5 separate regions of the Homo sapiens genome follow, and all the other regions are linked to region 1. A link is a loop called in an ENCODE intact Hi-C map of the cell type or tissue named here. Cell type or tissue: B cell. All regions are shown on one strand.

Evidence for each region. A loop is a pair of places that touch in the nucleus more often than their neighbours do. Peaks named below come from ENCODE experiments on the same cell type or tissue, not always from the same donor. Only the 100,000 strongest peaks of a DNase experiment are listed, where the experiment ranks them.
Region 2: it touches region 1 in a loop (2.8-fold over the local background); 3 of 110 quality-filtered maps call a loop at or near these places.
Region 3: a loop joins it to region 1, with 3 times the contacts of the local background. A loop is called at or near these places in 2 of 110 quality-filtered maps.
Region 4: it touches region 1 in a loop (3-fold over the local background); 2 of 110 quality-filtered maps call a loop at or near these places.
Region 5: a loop joins it to region 1, with 5 times the contacts of the local background. A loop is called at or near these places in 3 of 110 quality-filtered maps.

The regions. Positions count from the first base shown.
Region 1 is chr10:62,525,714-62,529,713 of GRCh38, reverse strand. No RefSeq gene overlaps it. Among named protein-coding and RNA genes, the nearest start is that of ZNF365, 150 kb to the right of the region's middle. RefSeq lists an enhancer at 2,164-2,383. In B cell, no CTCF peak of the experiment used is centred here; DNase peaks (open chromatin) are centred at 1,083 and 2,233; H3K4me3 peaks cover 2,710 bases; H3K27ac peaks cover 3,457 bases.
Region 2 is chr10:62,591,874-62,595,873 of GRCh38, reverse strand. No RefSeq gene overlaps it. Among named protein-coding and RNA genes, the nearest start is that of ADO, 210 kb to the left of the region's middle. In B cell, CTCF peaks have their summits at 1,479 and 1,686 (motif pointing left); a DNase peak (open chromatin) is centred at 1,663.
Region 3 is chr10:62,630,320-62,634,319 of GRCh38, reverse strand. All of the region lies in intron 1 of LOC105378327 (a long non-coding RNA gene), which reads left to right. Among named protein-coding and RNA genes, the nearest start is that of ADO, 170 kb to the left of the region's middle. RefSeq lists an enhancer at 1,846-2,015. In B cell, no CTCF peak of the experiment used is centred here; DNase peaks (open chromatin) are centred at 1,679, 1,959 and 2,856; H3K4me3 peaks cover 1,169 bases; H3K27ac peaks cover 1,231 bases.
Region 4 is chr10:63,254,295-63,258,294 of GRCh38, reverse strand. All of the region lies in intron 3 of JMJD1C (jumonji domain containing 1C), which reads left to right. It overlaps LOC124900287 (a long non-coding RNA gene), which reads left to right. Exons shown (of 2, transcript XR_007062158.1): 2 at 604-4,000. Among named protein-coding and RNA genes, the nearest start is that of MIR1296, 120 kb to the left of the region's middle. In B cell, no CTCF peak of the experiment used is centred here; a DNase peak (open chromatin) is centred at 1,734; H3K4me3 peaks cover 413 bases; H3K27ac peaks cover 2,384 bases.
Region 5 is chr10:62,454,698-62,458,697 of GRCh38, reverse strand. It overlaps a transcript of ZNF365 not described here. Among named protein-coding and RNA genes, the nearest start is that of ZNF365, 82 kb to the right of the region's middle. RefSeq lists an enhancer at 1,172-1,221. In B cell, no CTCF peak of the experiment used is centred here; DNase peaks (open chromatin) are centred at 927 and 1,977; H3K4me3 peaks cover 638 bases.

The sequences.
Region 1 (4,000 bases):
TCTATTTGTGTTGCTATAAAGGAATGTCTGAGATGGAGTGATTTATTTTTAAAAAAAGTTTATTTGGCTCATGATTCTGCTGGCTGGGAGGTTGGGCATCTGGCAAAAGTCTCAGGCTGCTTCCACTTAGAGCAGAAGGCAAAGTGAATGATGTGTGCAAAGATCACATGGCGAGAGCAGAAGCAAGAGGTAGGGATGTCAGGCTCTTTTAAACCACCAGCTCTCCTGAAAATTATTAGACTGAGAAGTCACTCACCCGTCTACACAGGGAAGACATTAATCTATTCATGAGGGATCTGCCCCCATGACTCAAATGCCTCCTATCAGGCCCTACTTCCAACACTGGAAATCAAATTTCAACATAAGGTTTGGAGGGGTCAAATATCCAAACCATAGCAGGCTGCCTTCATGTCTAGGCTAGGTAATACTGGAGGGAAAACACGGTAAATTCACAAATGATTTGACCAGACTTTGAATTCAAGTCTTATTCCTCAACCTGGATGCTACCATTTATTTTTCAGAGACTTCACATAGTAGCTGGTCCTTGCATTCAGTCCAGAATTTATAACTGCCTTCAGTAGGAGAGATGGGGTGGAGTGTGCTTACTCCATCTTCCTTGGAACCAGAACTCTTAAGTATGCTTTTAAAATTATTTTCAAAAGTGCCACTATTTTCATCTCATCTAGATTAAATTCAAGACCCAAGTGATAATTTCATTGGCCATCATTAGTTCTGTTACAGGCTATAGATGAAAACAGTCTTGGAGTCAATTCTTTTACATGTGACATTATCTTGAGTAAATTACCTATTGAGACTCTGTGTGTCAGTACTCTTACCTTCACGATAGGGACACAGGTCAGAGATAGCAATTAGTAATTAGTTAGAAATACATTGCAGTAGTCTAGGAAAGAAGTAATAGTGGCTCAGATCAGAGTAGTCATCATAGTAACACAGAGAGCCTCTTTGGCTTTTTTCATCTCACATTCATAGTCTATCCACCTTGATTTTCAAGATAAACAAGAGGATGTGGTCAAACAAAAAAGAGTCACTGTTTCAGTTCTTTTTTTTTTTTTTTCTGCCTCAAACAGAACCTTGATCTTTGTTAAAGTTCAGTATGAGGAACTGGTTTTGAATATTCGAGAGAAGAGAAAGTTTAGGAGTGAGGCTAGAGTAGGGCTGGAAACAGCATAGTTGTCTTCAAATAGCTAAAGGACTGTTTAATAGAAGAAACACTAAATGTATTATAAGCAAGCAGACACAAATAGAACTAAAGGAAAGACATTACAAGGAATCAGTTTAGCTTAATGGCAGGAAGAACTTGGTAATGGTTAAAGCTGTCTGTCTTAGTCTGTTTTCTGTTGCTTATAACAAAATACCTGAAACCGGGTAATTTATAAAGAAAAGGCATTTATTTGAACAGCAGGAAAATGGTGGATAGAAGGCAGGACTAACTTCCAGCTCCCACTCAGATGGACAGAGCAGCTTGTGGAGATGCACATTGTAAACTTTTACTCCAAGAACTACTGCAGGAACATACCCGGAAAGCCTAGAGAATCCACAGACCCTTTGAAGGAAGCAGATTGCTCCTGCAGGCCCCAGAAGATGGTTGAAAAAATGTGAGTGCCCAAAGTGTGAAAGGGGGATTGTCTGCCCTTGAACACACACCTTCACGGGGGAAACTGAAGGTCCAGATAATGGGAGAAGGATTTGATCTTACCTAGAGTTGAGACAAATTTAGAGAGCTAAGCAAAATACAAGGGTAGAAGTAGTGGGAAGAGCCCTGTGGGCTCTCTCGGTCCCCAGGGAAGCCATTTCTGACTTAGTCTCACAGAGATCCTTGGGAAGGGCTGCCAGAGGAACTGGGAAAAGACCACAGGGAGAAAGAAACTTCCAGCTGAACTTTGTAACAATTTCAACTGAACACAAATTTCCTCGATAGAAACTGGGGGAGGAGGTGAATCGGGAGTGGATACACAGCACAGAAGCCGCAGCAGGCAGGGAGGCACAAGACCTGAAAGCCCTGCTTGCTTTCTCAGCTAAAAGGCTAGTAGCCTGTGGCAAGTTCTCAGCCCTGCTCACTGGCTGCCTGGAAATAAACTCAGTGCTGTTGGTGGGGGCATGGTGGGAGTGAGACCAGCCTCTTGGGCTGCATGGGAGCTAGGTGAAGCCTGTAACTGCCAGCTTTCCCCGACTTCCCTGGTGACCTGCATGACACATCAGAGGCAGCTACAATCCCCCTGGGAACATAACTTCACTGGCCTGAGAACCACATCCCCATACCCCACAGCAGCTGCAGCAAGCCCCACCCAAGGAGAGCCTGAGCTCAGACAGGCCTAACCCTGCCCCGACCTGATGGTCTTTCTCTACCCACCCTTGTAGCCAAAGACAAAGGACATAATCTCTTCGGAGCTCTAGGGCTCCACCCACTGCCTTGATCCTCCCTATACTATGGCAACTGATGCTCCCCTGAAAGTGCCACCTCCTGGCTGGAGGCCAACAAATACAAAACTAGTGCAATAGACAAAACTACAACTAAGGACCCTCACAGAATCCATTTCACTCCCCTGCCAACTCCACCAAAACAGGTGCTGGTATCCAAGACTGAGACACCTGAAGATGGTAGACATGAAAATGGTTCACATCACAGGACTTTGGTCAGACACTCCCCAGTACCAGCCCAGAACCCAGTAGCTCCACTGAGTGGCTACATCCAGAAGAGAAATAACTGCAGTTTGGCTCTCAGGAAGCCACATCCTTAGGGGAAGGGGAGAGCACTACATCAAGGGAGCACCCCTTGGGACAAAGAATCTGAACAGCAGCTCTTGAGTCCCAGATCTTCCCTCTGACATAGTCTGTCCAAATGAGAAGGAATCAGAAAAACAGTTTTGGTAAAATGACAAAACATGTTTCTTTAACACCTCCAAAAGATCACACTAGCTCACCAGCAATGGATCCAAACCAAGAAGAAGTCTCTGAATTGCCAGAAAAAAAATTCAGAAGGTCGATTATTAAGCAAATTAAGGAGACACCAGAGAAAGATGAAGTCCAACTTAATGAAACCAAAACAATGATACAGGAAATGAAGGTGATATGGTTTGGCTGTGTCCCCACCCAAATCTCATCTTGAATTGTAGCTCCCATAATCCCTATGTGTCATGGGAGGGACACAGTGGGAGGTAATTGAATCATGGGAGCAGAGTTTTTCCCATGCTGTTCTCATGATAGTGAATAAGTCTCATGAGATCTGATGGTCTTATTAAGGGCAATTCCCCTGCACATGCTTTCTTGCAGCCATGTAAGATGTGCCTTTGCTCTTCCTTTGCCTTCTGCCATGATTGTGAGGCCTCCCCAGCCATGTGGAACTGTGAGTCCATAAAACCTCTTTTTCTTTATAAATTACCAAGTCTTGGGTATTTCTTCGTAGCAGTATGAAAATGGACTAATACAGAAGGGAAAAATCTTCGGTGAAATAGCATAAATAGAAAACAATCACAATTTTTGGAAATGAAGGACATACTTAGAGAAATGCAAAATACACTGGGAAGTCTCAGCAACAGAATCGAACAAGCAGAAGAAAGAACTTCAGAGCTCAAAAACAGGTTTTCAAATTAACCCAATCCAACAAAGACAAAGAAAATAGAATTTTTTAAAAAATGAACAAAGCCTCCAAGAAGTTTGGGACTATGTAACTAAACCTAAAAATAATTTGTGTTCCTTAGAAAGAAGAAATCTAACAAGTTTGGAAAACATATTTGAGGGAAAAATCAAGGCAAACTTTCCTAGCCTTGCCAGAGACCTAGACATCCAAATACAAGAAGCTCAAAAAAACACCTGGGAAATTTATCACAAAAAGATCATTGCCTAGGCACATAGTCATCAGGTTATCTGAAGTCAAGATGAAGGAAATAAATCTTAAGAGCTGTGAGGCAAAAACACCAGGTAACCTATAAAGGAAAACATATGAGATTAACAGCAGATTTCTCAGCAGAAACCCTACAAG
Region 2 (4,000 bases), 66 kb before region 1:
CTATGTCCATTTCCTTCATTGTCCTAGAAAGAAAACTCAAAAATATAAGTCCACATTTCAGTTGCTTATTCCTTGAGAGCACTAGTCTCTCTCTCTTAGATACTGACACACACACACAAGAGAACCCACTACGTGGGCCACCGCTGTGTTGCACAGCTCCAAAATGCACCATTCACGTCCTAATCTATGGAATTGTGCAGAGGCATGGGGCTGTTCCCAGTGGCCCTACTCACAATACTTCTCCTGGATTTTCCTACTGACATGGTTAAAGTAGAATGTACTTTTAGGTCAAAGTCACCACCAGGAGGTACAAAATCCCATCATTAGTCCTGTGTCCCTTTCTTAAAATGCTCTCAACCTTATGAAAATGTGAGCATACCTCAACGGGATGGCAGATTTTAATCTGCCATTAGTCGTTTTCATTTTAGTAAAGTGAAGAAGCAAGGCACTGATGGGAGTGAGAGTGGGTAAGGGAAACAGGTCACTGAGTACTGGAGGAGAAGGAGTGGAGGATGTGTGGCTGGAAGGCTCCAAAGACAAATTTCAGCCACTTCATGGTTTGAGCTGGAACTGACCTTTCTCAAGCTGGTATGAATCTAGTTCACTGTATGCAGAACTGTATAATTTTCCCAAGACTTCGTGTTCTACAACTTGGCATCAATCATCTTTGTGGCTAAATCTAGGCCTTTGTGGAATCTTCAGAAGACACATATAATGAGACCCTCAAAGCTAAGGACCTTCTCTATGAGTACTCCCTGGACAGCACTTGAACATGATCAGACAGGAATACTGATGGTGCTTGAAGTCATCTACGGGCACTCAGAATTTCTCAAGGAGTTTACAGTGCAAGATCAAGCAGTCCACACAGATTCTGAGAGAAACCAATAAGCAAATAGTCGTGTACCAAAAGAGTGGTATTGAATCAGAGGATGAAAGAGCAAGGTGAGAGAAATCAGAAAGATTATCTTAGAACTCAAGCCACGGAGGGTTAGCAATCCACAGGCCAAATTTGACCTACTGTCAGTTTTTGAAAATTTTATTGGCACACGGCCACACCAACCATTTACATATTGTCAGTGGCTCTCTGTCAGTAGTTGTAACAGAGGCTGTGTGACTTGCTAAGACTGAAATATTTACTATTAGTTCTTGACAGAATGAATTGACCCTTGGAAAATCTTAACCTCTGTGTGTGCCAATATTCCTACCTTGCTTCCTCATAAGGCATTGCCTCTTGAATTTTCAACTAAGTCATCCCAAAACATTAGGATGGAGCATTCAGACCACACTGCCTCAAGCTTTCCATTTGAGGACCGCTTCCTAGAGGGGCAGCAGCATTCATTCCATCAGTCCACAGACCCAGAGCATCAGCCGAGAGCCAGGCACCCTGCTAGGTAGTGGGAATAGGCAGATGAGTACGGCACACTCAGCTCCCAGCTGGGAAGTACTGAATTAAACTGTAGGTCTGTGTCACTGGTAACCACAGAGGCTATACAAGGCCATGCAAAGCAGTTCCCTGCGGCCTAGTCTTTCTTTCTCTGCTTTCTTTCTCTCTCCCTTGTTTTAAAAAAATCTCTCTCCCTCTCTTGCCTCCTCTTCCTCCTTGACTCTCTCCTGGCCTCCTTTCCTTTCTTTCTTCCTCCCTCTTGCCCACATCTCAGCCTGCCAGTGCCACCCAGTGGCTCTGACAGGCATTACTCAGACTTGCTGACTGCCCTCTAGGTTGGAAATGACCATGGGGAAGTCAGTAAGTGCCTATAATTAGGGATTCCAAAGCAATTAGACAGGTCTAGTGAATCTTTGCAATCCTCTGAATGCTCAAAGCATTAATATTAGCTTTTTAAGTCATTTATACCTAGGTATAAATGAAGGAACCCAGGAGAGGCTTTGTTAAGGGGAAAGAGATCAGGGAGGCCCTAATGATTAATGTTAAAGAGGTTACTGCATGTTGGCCTGGTGCGATGTTTCACGTCTGTAATCCCAGCCCTTTGGTAGGCCAAAGCAGATGGATCACTTGAGCCCAGGAGTTCGAGACCAGCCTGAGCAACATGGCAAAAATCAGTCTCTACAAAAAACACAAAAATGAGCTGGGTGTGGTGGTGCATGCCTGTAGTCCCAGCTACTCAGAGGGCTGAGGTGAGAGAGTTGCTTGAGCCAGAGGGGTGCAGGCTGCAGTAAGCTGTGATGGCACCACTGCACTCCAGCCTGGGTGACGGAGTGGTAAGACTCTGTCTCAAAAAAAAAAAAAAAAAAAAAAAAAAAAAAAAAAAAAAGGTTACTGCATACTGTTCTGAGCAAAAATTTCATTTGGTATAGCTGACAATACAGTATTATACACATAAAAGTTTGTTAAGAGGATAGATCACTTGCTAAGTGTTCTTACCTCAATAAAAAATAGGTAAATAAATATAAAATTGCATTTGAATTGGTTCAGGGGTGTTATTTAGATAGTATATGATATGGATGTAAAAAAATGTGAAATGACAGATTTATGACTGTAACCAGTTTATTGGTCCATCTTAATTCTTATAATGGATTAACATAAAATGATAGTATTTTTTCTGATCACCATAATTAATTGTGGTCTCTTTAATTCCATTTCCTGTCCTCTAATAACACCTTAGGTGAATCTAGTGGAGTCAAGGGAATGGCCTCTCACATAGATGCTGCCCCTACAAGGCTTTGGTAGCAAAACCCTCAGATTATTGCAGGGCTGAGCTCAGACCCTTGTTGATTCTCTCTCCCTTTCCTACAACTCTTCCCATAAGGAACAGACTGCAGGGGTCGGGTGTGTGTGTGTGAGTGTAGTTGATAACAGAAGGGCTGTTTCCAGGGATATTTAATAACTGGAGGGGATGTGTCTGGTTCCAAATTTAAGCCACTGTCTTTAGAAGGAGGGGTACTGAGCACTTGCTGTTTGGGACAATTCTGTGAGAACAGGAAAAAGTTCCACTCATCTAATCATAGCCTTGGCGCAAACAGTCTTGCACTGTGCACAGATGAATGCTCATTAGTGTGAGGGCGGCTGTGGCACCAGGATGCTGCCTTTCCATGTCATCCCAGCATCCAACTCATGGATACTGGTCATTATAAAGTGATGCTTAAACTGTGACTATGATTTTCTCACCTACCAAGTGATTTTCTCCCCTAAGAATCTGGGTCTCAGAATTCTAGTATTTCAATAGCCACCAAACTTGTGCAGAGTCTAATGGAGGTTCTGGATGGCACTGTATATTAGTCCGCTCTCACACTGCTATGAAGAAATACCTGAGACTGGGTAATTTATAAAGGAAAGAGGTTTAATTGACTCACAGTTCCGCAGGGCTGAGGAGGTCTCAGAAAGCTTACAATCATGGCAGAAGGGGAAGCAAACACATCCTTCTTCGCTTGGTGGCAGGAAGGAGAAGAATGAGAGAAGTACCGAGTGAAGGTGGGGGAAAGCCCCTTATAAATCCATCAGATCTCATGAGAACTCACTCACTATCATGAGAACAGCATGAGGGTAACCGCCCCCATGGTTCAATTACCTCCCATCGGGTCCCTCCCATGGCACATGGGGATTATGGGAACTACAATTCAAGATGAGATTTGGGTGGGGGCACAGCCAAACAATATCACACGGCTCTTTTAAGTGTGAGAAAGCAGGAGAAGGGGCCACTGTCTGTCCATTATCATCACTGGTAGGATTAACCTCACTTCTGGGCCAAAAAGTAGTTATTTGAACTACAGTGATATTTGAAAGACTTCTTTGTCCTAAACCATCTCTCCCACTTAGGTCCCCCAAGGCTTAAAATTTCACCATGAGAAATTAACTCTTTTGGGTAAAGCCTTGTCCTCTCCTTCATGACTTCTCTTAAAATAAAAATACCCTAGAGAGTTTTCCCCATGAAGTCACTAACCACCAAGGGCTACAACTTCTGAGATGAAGGCAAAGTAATAATAGGCCTAGTGCTTCAGAGCCTTCTTTGAAACTATTATATTAGTACCTTGCATTTAAAAGTTT
Region 3 (4,000 bases), 100 kb before region 1:
ATTACATATTCAGACAATTACATGAATCTCCCATTACCAACATGGTACTGCTGTTAAACTGAACAGTTTTGTGCAGCTCTTTATGGGAAAGCACCCAGTGTTCTTCGGTCAGCTAATGAATGAACTCTTGAACTCAGTATGCATGAAATAATTTAGGGGCAGGAGTATCTGTAGTATTGAAAGTGTGGGCTGTAAGAGAGTTAACACATGAAAATCAAGGACTCCAAATAGATCAGTTTAGCAAATATTTAAGGAACACCTACCATGTGCTCAGCCTTGTGGACGTAAAGAATTATCTGCCACTCCTTGATCCTTTTGAATGGGCCAGTTCGTAGGGGGTCATATTTGGGGTTAAGAGGAATGGCACCAAATTTTTTTTTGGTCAAACTTCCTAGGTGGCCACCACTTGGGTATTTTTCTCTTGACTCCAGGTACTGTGTTATTCCAGCCCGCTAAACAGTCTGAACCTACTTAGCCTGTCATCAGGGCAGATGAACTAAATAAGTGAAGACAATAGTAGGACAAGATGGGGCATGTAAAATAGAATTGGACCAACCCCCTAAATCTTCCCACTTTCTCTTTCCCACCAGCTGACTTTCTGCCACCATCACCCAAAGGCATAGGGTAAGGTTAGGTAGTGGAGAAGAAAGTCCTCCCAAGTGTGTACCTTTAAGATGACAGCATTTGGCGGGGTGCAGTGGCTCACGTCTATAATCCCAGCACTTTGGGAGGCCGAGGCAGGCGGATCACAAGGTCAGGAGATCAAGACCATCCTGGCTAATGCGGTGAAACCCCGTCTCTACTAAAAATACAAAAAAAAATTAGCCAGACGTGCTGGCGGATGCCTGTAGTCCCAGCTACTCGGAAAGCTAAGGCAGGAGAATGGCGTGAACCCAGGAGGTGGAGCTTGCAGTGAGCGGAGATCGCACCACTGCACTCCAGCCTGGGTGACAGAGCGAGACTCCGTCTCAAAAAAAAAAGATGGCAGCATTTTTTTCCTGATTTCCATCAGCTACTTCTACTCTACTGGTGTCTCTTTGGCACAGCCCAAGTTCAATAGATGGGTTAGAATTGGACATACTTGACTGTTCTGGTAGCCGATGGTCAGCTCAGGGAGCAGCCTCAGGCTGTGACCACCACCTTCACTTGGATCACCAGAGACTCAAAAGAAAAGCAGGAAGAGGTGACCCCACCCTCTTCACTGGTGAAAGATTGCACATACCTTTGGGACATCTAAAGGAGAATGTAGCCCTTTCAGAGCTAACATTACAGATCACGGCAATTTACTGGACTCGATGTACTCCTCATTCCACTAGGTTCCCTTAGGAATCATCATTTCAATTAGACCCATAAATCCTTTTCTCATTTGTCTGCAAAGACTATGAAACATGATGTCACTTTATTTCTTTTAAAGAAAGCGTTGACGACACAGGTGGTGACCCTAATGATGACATGGAATACCTTGACATCTTTCAGCCCCCCTGGTCATTTCAGTTTGGCCAGGAAATACAGCAGTGACTGGACACACGGGACCTTATGATGGGATTGTGAGTTCAGACACCCCCAGTGTTGGTCTTGTGCAAAGAGGAAACCAGGAGGAGGAACTGTTCATCAGCACCCATGCACACCCACGCGTCTATAATTACCAACAACAGTTGCAGCGCAACCCAAAAACATAAACACACTGAGCTGGCTGAAGCCCAGGGCTCTATTTATAGTCTCCATGGACCTACTAATAGCCTTAACACCCTCACTGAAACAGACCCCAAGTCGGGAGCAGGGCAGGGCCGGGGCTGTTGCAGTTGTGGGGTGAAGCCACTGCTCTATACCTTCAGTTCAATGTGGCCCATGTGTGAATGGGCCACCGAAAATATCCAACCGCTCTGAGAGGTGCACATCTCAAAATAAACATTTTCCTGAGCAGGCCAGACAAAAGCACAGAGCCAAAGGATTTCCAGTTCAGACTCGGAAATTATAGGTTTTAATTGGGAGGTGTAACAGTGGCACGTCATCGTTGCTTGTACGTTTTGCCTGAACTATGTTTGTTCAAGCAAGACAGGAAGTGGCCAAGAGTATGACACAGTGGAAAGAGCAGGGGCTGGGGAGTCAGACAGCTCTACATTTAGCTGGGTGGCCTTGAACAAGTTTCCTGACCCCTTTGAACCTCAATTTTCTCTTCTGTAAAATGGGAATACTAAGAATATCTATCTCTTAGGAGGCTGTTAGGGTCATAGATGACATGCAGATCCTCAAAATAGAAGTTTTGATAGTATCAGTTTTAATAATGCATTATTATAAATCAGGATTTCTGAAGGATTTGACCCATATAACTCACACTGAGTACTTCTATCATGTCTTTGAGAGGGTCCATATTATTTTAAAAAAAAGGTAAAGAGTTGAAAGATATATTTAGAGATTTTTCTCCTACATAGTTGATGTTAAAGTTATTTCAGAAAGTTGAGAACAAATAGGTTTGCTCCATATTTCTTTAACTTCAATATTCAAAGGTTCTATCTATCTATCCATCTATCTATATAGCATAGGTGCAAATTTCATTTCTTTAATATTTTAATAAGGAGTAGTCCATGTGATGGGAGTGGTAAATGACATTATGTCTATTTTAATGTTCAGGGAAAATAAGGATAGAAATTCTATAGCTTGGTAAAAAAATGTTTAAATCTTAAAGAGAATCAGAGAGGCACTGCAAACAATTTCTCCCTGCCCCCAATACCATTGTATTTACATGGGCTCCCAGCTCCTGCTGGAACCCTTCAAGAACTAGGGACCCAGCAGTCAGTCCATTCCATTTTGGGAGCCACTCAAGTAATTAAGAAGACCTTCCTCCTGTTGAGCCCAACTTGTTCTCTCTCTCGCTTTCATGTATTGGTCCTGTTTATCCCTTGAGAAAAAAAGAGAGTCAACTTCCTCTTCTACACAAGGGCTCTTCAAACTTTAGAAGAATGATACCATGGCTTTCCAAGTCTTCTCTTCTCCAGGCAAACATTCTTGGTTCTCTCTACAACCACAGGAAAACTCCTGATCTCTCACTCAAATTCTTTTTTTTTTTTTTTTTTTTTGAGACGGAGTCTCGCTCTGTCGCCCAGGCTGGAGTGCAGTGGCGCGATCTCGGCTCACTGCAAGCTCCGCCTCCCGAGTTCACGCCATTCTCCTGCCTCAGCCTCCCGCGTAGCTGGGACTACAGGCGCCCGCCACCACGCCCGGCTAATTTTTTGTGTTTTTTAGTAGAGACGGGGTTTCACTGTGTTAGCCAGGATGGTCTCGATCTCCTGACCTCGTGATCCGTCCGCCTCAGCCTCCCAAAGTGCTGGGATTACAGGCGTGAGCCACCGCGCCCGGCCTGTTTGTTTTTTTTTTAAGCATTACTAGCGGTTCCTCAATATTCCTTCTCCTCCTCGCTGCCTTTGATTATCCGTATATGGACTGAGTCTAAGCATGTAAATTACATGCAACTTCATTTTTCACTTTGTCTCTCAATTACTTGGGAGCCACTTTCTTTCTCTTGCTTTGTTGATACATATTTAGGAAATACACATCTCATTTTGCTTTCATATTAATCCAAGTGAAGTTTGAAGGTAAATTTACCACAAACAAAAAAATTACAAAGGACATTCCAAAGTCAAAAAAATTAATATTTAATTGCACAGCTTTAGGGTTTTTTGTTTTTTTATTTTATTTTATTTTATTTTTTCTTGTTTTGGTAGATTTTTTTTTTTAATACTTTAAGTTTTAGGGTACCTGTGAACAATGTGCAGGTTAGTTACATATGTATACATGTGCAATGCTGGTGTGTTGCACCCATTAACTTGTCATTTAGCATTAGGTATATCTCCTAATGCTATCCCTCCCCCCTCCCCCGACCCCACAACAGTCCCCAGAGTGTGATGTTCCTCTTCCTGTGTCCATGTGTTCTCATTGTTCAATTCCCACCTATGAGTGAGAACATGCAGTGTTTGGTTTTTTGTCCTTGCGATAGTTTACT
Region 4 (4,000 bases), 730 kb before region 1:
CAGTTCAAGCAAACTTAGTTTCAAATTTTACCTTTAGCATTTGTTAGCTAGTTCACATTGGGAAAGTCTCAGCTGCTCTGAATAAATGGTTTCCTCAACTGTAAATACTGTCTACCTCAGGGTTGTTAGAAAGATTAAATGAAATGATACAGTAAAGAGTTTATAGTACAGAAACTGCTCAATAAGAGACATATTGTAAATTTCCCTTTTCATAAATGGTATCTTAAACCTTTTTCGTGGATATTTGAAACTCCTTTCTCTTCCTACCATTCACACACTCATTGACTATTTCTCTGCCACCATCTGCTGCTTACTTCTAACAATCTTTCTTACTAGTCTTCCCTAGAACTCTTAGCATTTTTTTCTCCAGCTGGTGCTAAACAAACTTTTTCAACTCTCAATATAACCCATAGACAGTGTATAATAGAACACGTTTTTGTAGTAGTGTTTTTTTCTTCTCCCAGTTTTTATGAAGAATAAGTAGGTAAGATTTCATTGTGACTTCTTAAACTATTATTTTAAGAAAATGATATTAGAAAAGATGACAACAAAACTGTACTGTGGTGGTATCCTTTACAGCACACCCTTACCTTTTTTCCACAGGGAAAGTCATGTACTCTACTTGTTGCTGATAGTTATTTTTCTCTCAGAAAGTAGAAGTGATATTCAATAAGGTACAAAATTATTTTTCTTTGTTTGGCTCTGGGAAGACACTTTGTAGCTATAATACTAAGGTCTAGAAGTCCCCTAAGCATTAAATAAAAGAGTTAGACTAAATGACCTTTGTAGCAGTGAGTACACTAGCTCTGTGAACTTGTTAAAGGTGAAAAAACAGCCTTCTCTGGTCAACATTAAACGAATCAAGCCCTAATTATTTTAGTCTTTAGGATAAGAGGCATTCAACTAAAGCTAGGTTTATCTTAAAAGAACTTTTCAGTTAGAGTGCCAGATGCAAATCAGATGTTCTGCAGAATTGGAAAACCAGGATCATTTAGATTAATGGTACTTACTCAGCACTTTCTATTCTCTTTTTCTTTTTCCTTTTCTTTCTTTTTTTTTTTTTTTTTTGAGATGAAGTCTCACTCTGTCACCCAGGCTGGAGTGATCTCAGCTCACTGCAACCTCCATCTCCCTGGTTCAAGTGATTCTCCCACATCAGCCTCCTCAGTAGCTGGGACTACAGGTGCGAGCCACCACGCCCGGCTAATTTTTTGTGTTTTTAGTAGAGACAGGGTTTCACCAGTGTTGGCCAGGATGTTCTCGAACTCCTAACCTCAAGTAATCCTCCCACCTCGGCCTCCCAACGTGTTCGGATTACAGGTGTAAGCCACTGCGCCTGGCTACTCTCTTTTTCTATATCTGTTTCTGGATTATATTTTGACAGGCGTCGAACACATTCCCAGTTACTCCCTGACTTTTCATATGCATCTCCCTTTTCCATTTCACTTTGCCTTCATTTTAACATTTGATTAAAATTTAGAGGTGCCTTGTTGACATAAAATCAGTAAAATGAGAACAGTTGTGGCATATATACTGTGCCAAAAGTATTAAAAATACATAACTATGAACTGACTACTGGTAGATTATTGGCTTGGTAGGATGAGCATCCATGGGCAGGCAAAGCCTGGGGGTGGTCTAGGAGACGAGGCCAGAACAGGAAACAGCTATTTTGTAATATTTGGCTTTATTCCATTTCAAGTCAAAAGTGACAGCTTGCAATAGTAGAGCTAAGCTGAAGCCTCGATAGTAGGATGGACAACAAGAAAAGAGGAACCAGCAGCTAAAGCAGAGTCAATATACTTCCTTGTTTTTTAAAAATTATTTTTAATATAAAGTTGCCATATCATGTTTTAATATTCAGTAATTTTGCTCTGTATTCTATTTAAATATTCTATTACCTACCTATATGATTTTATATAGCTATAATTTCAAAAATAGTAATGAAACATGCTTATTAAGGTCCCATAAATTACCCCAGTACATATCTGTTGCTATTTAAAAAAGGAGCTCTTCATTTGTAAAAATTGGTTGCGAAACTTGATGTGTTGAAAATGTATCCTTGGAGTTTAGGAACATGTTATTTTGACTGAAATTTGGCCCAAGTATGAGCTATTCTGCAATATTCAGATTAAAAACATTTATAAGTCACTGCAGTAGTTCTTTCCTGGTCCCAAATCTGCTGTGATCATATGCTGAAAAATCTGCCAGTCTCCTTTTAAATTTTCATAGCTGCTGCTATGAATTTAAAGTATGTGAAATTATGCTTGTAGACTCTAAGCCATCACTAGTTACCATTGAGAAAGATTTTCTGGTTTCTTTTTTCCAATCAAAATAAGATCATAGGATTGATTTATTCTTTTTCTTAATTGCATAATCTTACTGAAGCATGTCATATTATTTAAAATCTCAGAATTAGAGTTTTATTCCTCAGTATAATAGTAATATTTTACTAGAATTAGAATTTAATTTTGGGAATTTGATCATTCCCAAAATATTTTCATGTGCATTATTTTATTTCCAATGTTAGCTTTATGAGGAAAATAGATTGTATTCTCTTATTTTGTGTAATGCTTTCAGGATATATATTAATTTATTAATCCACACAACTGTTTGAGAAGTCTAACTTACAGATGAGAAGGAAGCAAAAATAGAAACGATGTAAAGTAGATTAAGTTTTAAAAGGGTGTGAGTATTGTGATGATATAGCAGGCAATGTCATGGTACATCCATTTCAAGAAAGTACAGCTGAACTTTACTCAGACTGGAATTGGGAACTAGAAAGTTAGGAACTCAAGTCACATATTCCCTTTAAACCCTCTCCAGAATCTCCTTTTTTTGACGGGTTTATTCTGCTAACTCATAGATACTGCTTCTCATAACACTAGTTTTCATTTGACTTACGTGTGTCAGTATCAATTCACCTACCTGTCCCCGCTCCTTTACAAGACCTTTTAAATCTAATATTTATGTTTTCTACTAAAATTACAGATAGATGGCATAGGGGAATGAAACGTTGAAAAGAAGAAATAAATATAAGGAAGAGAATATATGGTAGTAATTTTCTGTGGTAGGCAGAGAAAGTGAGGTTTAGCTCAGCTGTGACTTGGCATCTAGGTTCACACAGCTTGTGATAGTCAAAAAAGAACCTGTGTTGGGTATGGTGGATCACAACTGTAATCCTAGCACTTTGGGAGGCCGAGGTGGGAGGATTGCTTGAGCTCAGGCATTTGAGACTGGGTAACATGGGAGAACCCCTGTCTACAAAAAAATAAAATTAGCAGGGCATGGTGGTGCACGTGTATAGTCCCAGCTACTGGGGAGGCTAAGGCAGGAGGATCGCTTGAGCCCAGGAGGTTGAGGCTACAGTGAGCCATGGTCTCGCCACTGCACTTGAGCCTGGGTGACAGAGGGAGACCCTATCTCATAAAAAAAAAAGGGGGGGAGCTATGCTGCATAGTGGCACACACCTGTAATCTCAGCACTTTGGGAGGCTCAGGCAGGCAGATCACTTGAGCTCAGGAGCTCGAGACCAGCCTGAGCAGCATGGCAAAACTCCATCTCTACCAGTACCAAAAACAAAACAAAAAACAAAAAAAACTTTTGCGGGACACCTGTAGTCCCAACTACTTGGGAGGCGGGGATGGGAGGATTGCTTGAGCCCAGGAGGTCAAGGCTGCAATGAGCTGAGATCCTGCCATTGCAATCTAGCCTGGGTGACAAAGTGAGACTCTTGTCTCAAAAAAAACCTGAACTCAAAATTTTAGAGTATAAGATATTATTTCTGTTACACTGCCTGCCTTTGTGAGCCATCCAGTGTGAAGTGTCTCCTATTTACATATCATTCTCTTTTGTGTGGCACTTTATTTTTCTTATAGTTAATATCTTTCCTAAATAAAAGACTAAGTTTTTCCTGAATTTTATTGCCTGTACAATTTCACCTAGATTTTGCGTACACTGGCATCAAGCTACACTCCAAATCTGTGCATTATTTTCAGATTCA
Region 5 (4,000 bases), 71 kb after region 1:
TAATAATAAAGTGAGAGGAAGATCCCTGTTTTCCCCAAGTGGTTTTAAGAAACAGCTTTCAAAACTCTTCTAGAAGGGTATTCAATTAAGCCAGTAGCAAAAATGTAACTGGCAAAATCTAATGTTGTTTTAAAAAAAACACATGTGCATGCACCCACATACACACACATTTATATACCCACACAATATTATATATATATGTGTGTGTGTGTGTGTGTGTGTGTGTGTGTTCAAGATGGTGGACTGGATGCTTGCATTTATCTACACTCCTTTTCAAAATTCTGCTGAAGAGTCAGTTAAGGAAATAAATTCATAACCATGCTGAAGACAAAAAAGGAAACCATCAGCAGACATTTTGATACTTTTCTGGAAGAAGGAAAGACAGTGAATAGTATGGATAGATGAAACAGAGCAGAGAAAGCAGCACCCCAGATATACTCAGGAGGAGGCTGCAGAAAGGGTGGAATGTTCTTTCCAAAGAAGCCTTGGGGAATCTTCACGTTGGACATGAACAGATTCAGAACTCAGGAATGGAAAGAGGAGCAAAAACCAAGTGATTAACAGAAGGTTGACCAGAGAATGGTTGCACCGTTTGACTTTTGTCATCTCTCTCCTCTTTTCCCATGCATACAGATGGAGCAGCAAGAGGGGATTCAGAAACCTTCGTCCCCTCCCCAAGATCTGATCTATTAAGAAAATAAGATGTCTCCCTGGGAGAGCTAAGGCTTGTTGTATGGTATTTGGCATTCCACAGTGAAGCCCTCTGTTTTTGGTGTTTTGAGGTGAAAAGAAAGTCATTTGCATGATTCTCTGTACTTGCATCCTAAAGGGAAGCTTGTGGTTGACACATCCCACCCATGTACACAGCCAGCCACCAACCTCAGATATGCTTACTGAGGAGACACACCTACTCAGTGGCAGGGAGCTGCACCTGACACCTAGCCACCGTTGTTAATTACCTAGCCCTTCATTCATAAATATAAACAAATAGCATGAATGATTGAGTTGACAGAGTGGAAATGGGGCATGAAAGAGAACTGTTATACATGTGGTGTCAAAGGATACTATCTAACACCAAAGACTCAAGAAATAAAACTGTAAGTCTATTGTTTAAAGTTATAATTGTCACTGTGGTTTGCCATCTCACATCCATTTCCCCTATATGTAGCTAGCAGAACCCTAACCTTCATTTGAAGTAAGCCTTCCTTCTCCACTCTTAGCTCACATGCTTTGGCAAATGTGAATGTAATTCTACACCCATGATGGAATATGGGACCTAGGTCTAGGCCAAAGTGTACAACCTATGCCCTTGGCCACATCACTTGTTTTGAAATGAGCAAGCCAACCCCATCTGCTTAAGTGGTATAGAAAATTATTGTGCAGAAATATTCTCTGCCTCCTTCTCACTTTCATGGGAGGAGAGTACGTCTCCATTCGGTTGATTTGGGGTACAGTCATGTGACTTTCTTTGGCTAATGAGATGTTAGCAGACATGACACAGCATAGGGTACACATGTTTGTGCAGCTGGTCTTGCACTCTTGTGCCTCTGTCATCACCATGAGAATATGCTTGGGATGGGTCACCGGTCTCAGGAAAGAAGATAAGAGACATATGGAACAGGGCTGAGCTACACTAGCCCAGAAGCGTAAGAAAGATCAGCAGAGCTGTCCATACAAGCCCAGCCTAAATTAGCTGACCCCCAGCTGAGCTCAGAAGTGTGAGCAGCTCCTACTAAGATCAGCAGAACCCCCAACAAGCCCAATCTAGATCATCTGACCTCAGCCAACCCACACATACACATGTTAAGTAAATGCTTATTGTTGTAATCACTGAGTTTGTGTGTGTGTGTGTGCATGTGTGCGCACGTGTGTGTGTTTTAACTGAGCATCATTGTGGTCACAGCTAAATAGCATTACAAGAAAGACAGATGCTTACTTTCCTGCTAGTCTAGAATCTAAGAGGATATGAAACCAGAGCTACAGCTGTGGTCACCACATAGAACTTGAAGATGAAGTGTGCAGACTGAGGACAGCTGAGCTGAAATCGAGTCCCGCTCACATTGAGCTCTCAATTTAGCCTGGTCTAATGCCAGTTCTGCCTCTGATCTTGTTTATATGAGCCAGTAAATTCCTTTTGTATTGCTGAAATCAGATGGATTTGGCTTTTTCTATCCAACTTGCAATCAGAAGAATCTTAACTAATACCAAAGTATACAGGTAACCAATGATAGAAATAAATTCATAAAAATGAGAAGAGAGGGGTGGGGGAGTGGCGTACACAAAATAATTTCTCATCTTACACGGCATGGACAACATAATGTTCAATTCAGTAAATCAAGAAATATAAATATAGGCATGTTTTATGGAGATGATCATGGGAAAGGACTGAAATAAGAAATAAAGTTGGTTTTACTGGGACAGAGAATATGACCAAGGGATGAGGTGTTCATTTTTTTTTTTATCTTATGGAGATCTGTGGTGTCCCATGGGTGGCCACTAGCAGCAGTTGGTCATTTAAATTTAAATTAATTAAAATTTAAAATGCAGCCTCTTGTTCACAGTAGCAGCATTTGTAGTGCTCAACAGCTAGCTACATGTGGCTAGTGGCTACTGTACTAGATTGAACAGATATTGAATCTGTCCATCACCATCACCGCAGCAAGTTTAGTTGGACAACGCTGTAGTGGAGTGTCAGGAGTCACTGTGTAAAGTCAATGAATCAAACAACAGAAGTTTAAATACATCATTCAAAATTGCCCCATCACGATTTCATGGTACAGGCCCTGGAGGAAAAACAGCTTAGTTTCCTTTCAAATCCCAGCTCTGATACTTACAAGTTACTGAACCTTGGGTAAGTCACATTGATCTTTCTGTACTTCAATTCACTTATCAGTAAAATGGCAGAATACATGCAGACCTTTCTCACAAGGTTGCTGTGAGAATTAAATAACCAAATATATGTAAGTTCTTATATTTTGTGCCCAGCATGTGGTAAACATTCAATATTTACTTTTTATTTTCTATCCTTCTCTAAGTTAATTTTATTTTACCATATGCACATAGTTTAAATAAACTATGTATATATGAGATTTATAAATCAGTATTTAAATATAAATATAATATTTAATTTTTATCTCTCATATACAGTATATGTACATATACATATATCTCAGCTCCAGTTCATGGGATTATAGATGCTTTCATTTTCTTCTTTGTACATTTCTATAGTTTCCAAATTTCTGTATTGAACATGTATTATCTTTATCACCAGAAAAAAAAGTTTTTACTTTTAAAGATACCAACATATTTTGAGATGAACAGTGTTCTACATCTGGATCATTTGCTTTTGCTGATTTAGTCCACAGGGGCCCATTACATAATCTGTTGTTAGCCAACTGGGGCTTCATGACCTCTTTCCTGGGCTATTACAAAATCCTCCTGGCTGGTCCCCTTCCCTGTCCAGCTCTCTCCCAGCCTCCCTGTGCTGTCTCCACAGTGCTGCCAGAGTGATCCTTCCACAGCACAACATTTATAACACTCCCCTGCTTAAAACCTGTCAGCGTTTTTCTGTCCTTTACAAGTTAACTGCCCAGTCCAAGGCATGCCCCACCAAAGCCTTCTTATTCTAACCTTGCCTGCCTTTCCAGTCTTTTAACCCCCCACCAAATGTATCCAAGTCTCCACCCACAAACCACAAGGAGGAACATTCTTCTACCCCTTCTCCATTTCCAGTTGGAAGTCCCATTTATCCCACAAGATGTGCCTAACTTTGCACTAATCTCCAAAAGCAGAGCTCAGAGCTCCCACTCCAATCAGCACCACTGTCTCAGAGCCTGTTCTACTGAACAGCAATTATTTGTTTACATTCCAGACTCACCCTCAAGTATGCGCTCCTTGAGGGTGTGGCATCTTTGCCTTCCTGTGTCCAGCCCAGAAATTGACACCAAATAGTGCTTAATAAATGGTTGTTGCACGGATTCAGGAAGAAATTGTTTTAATT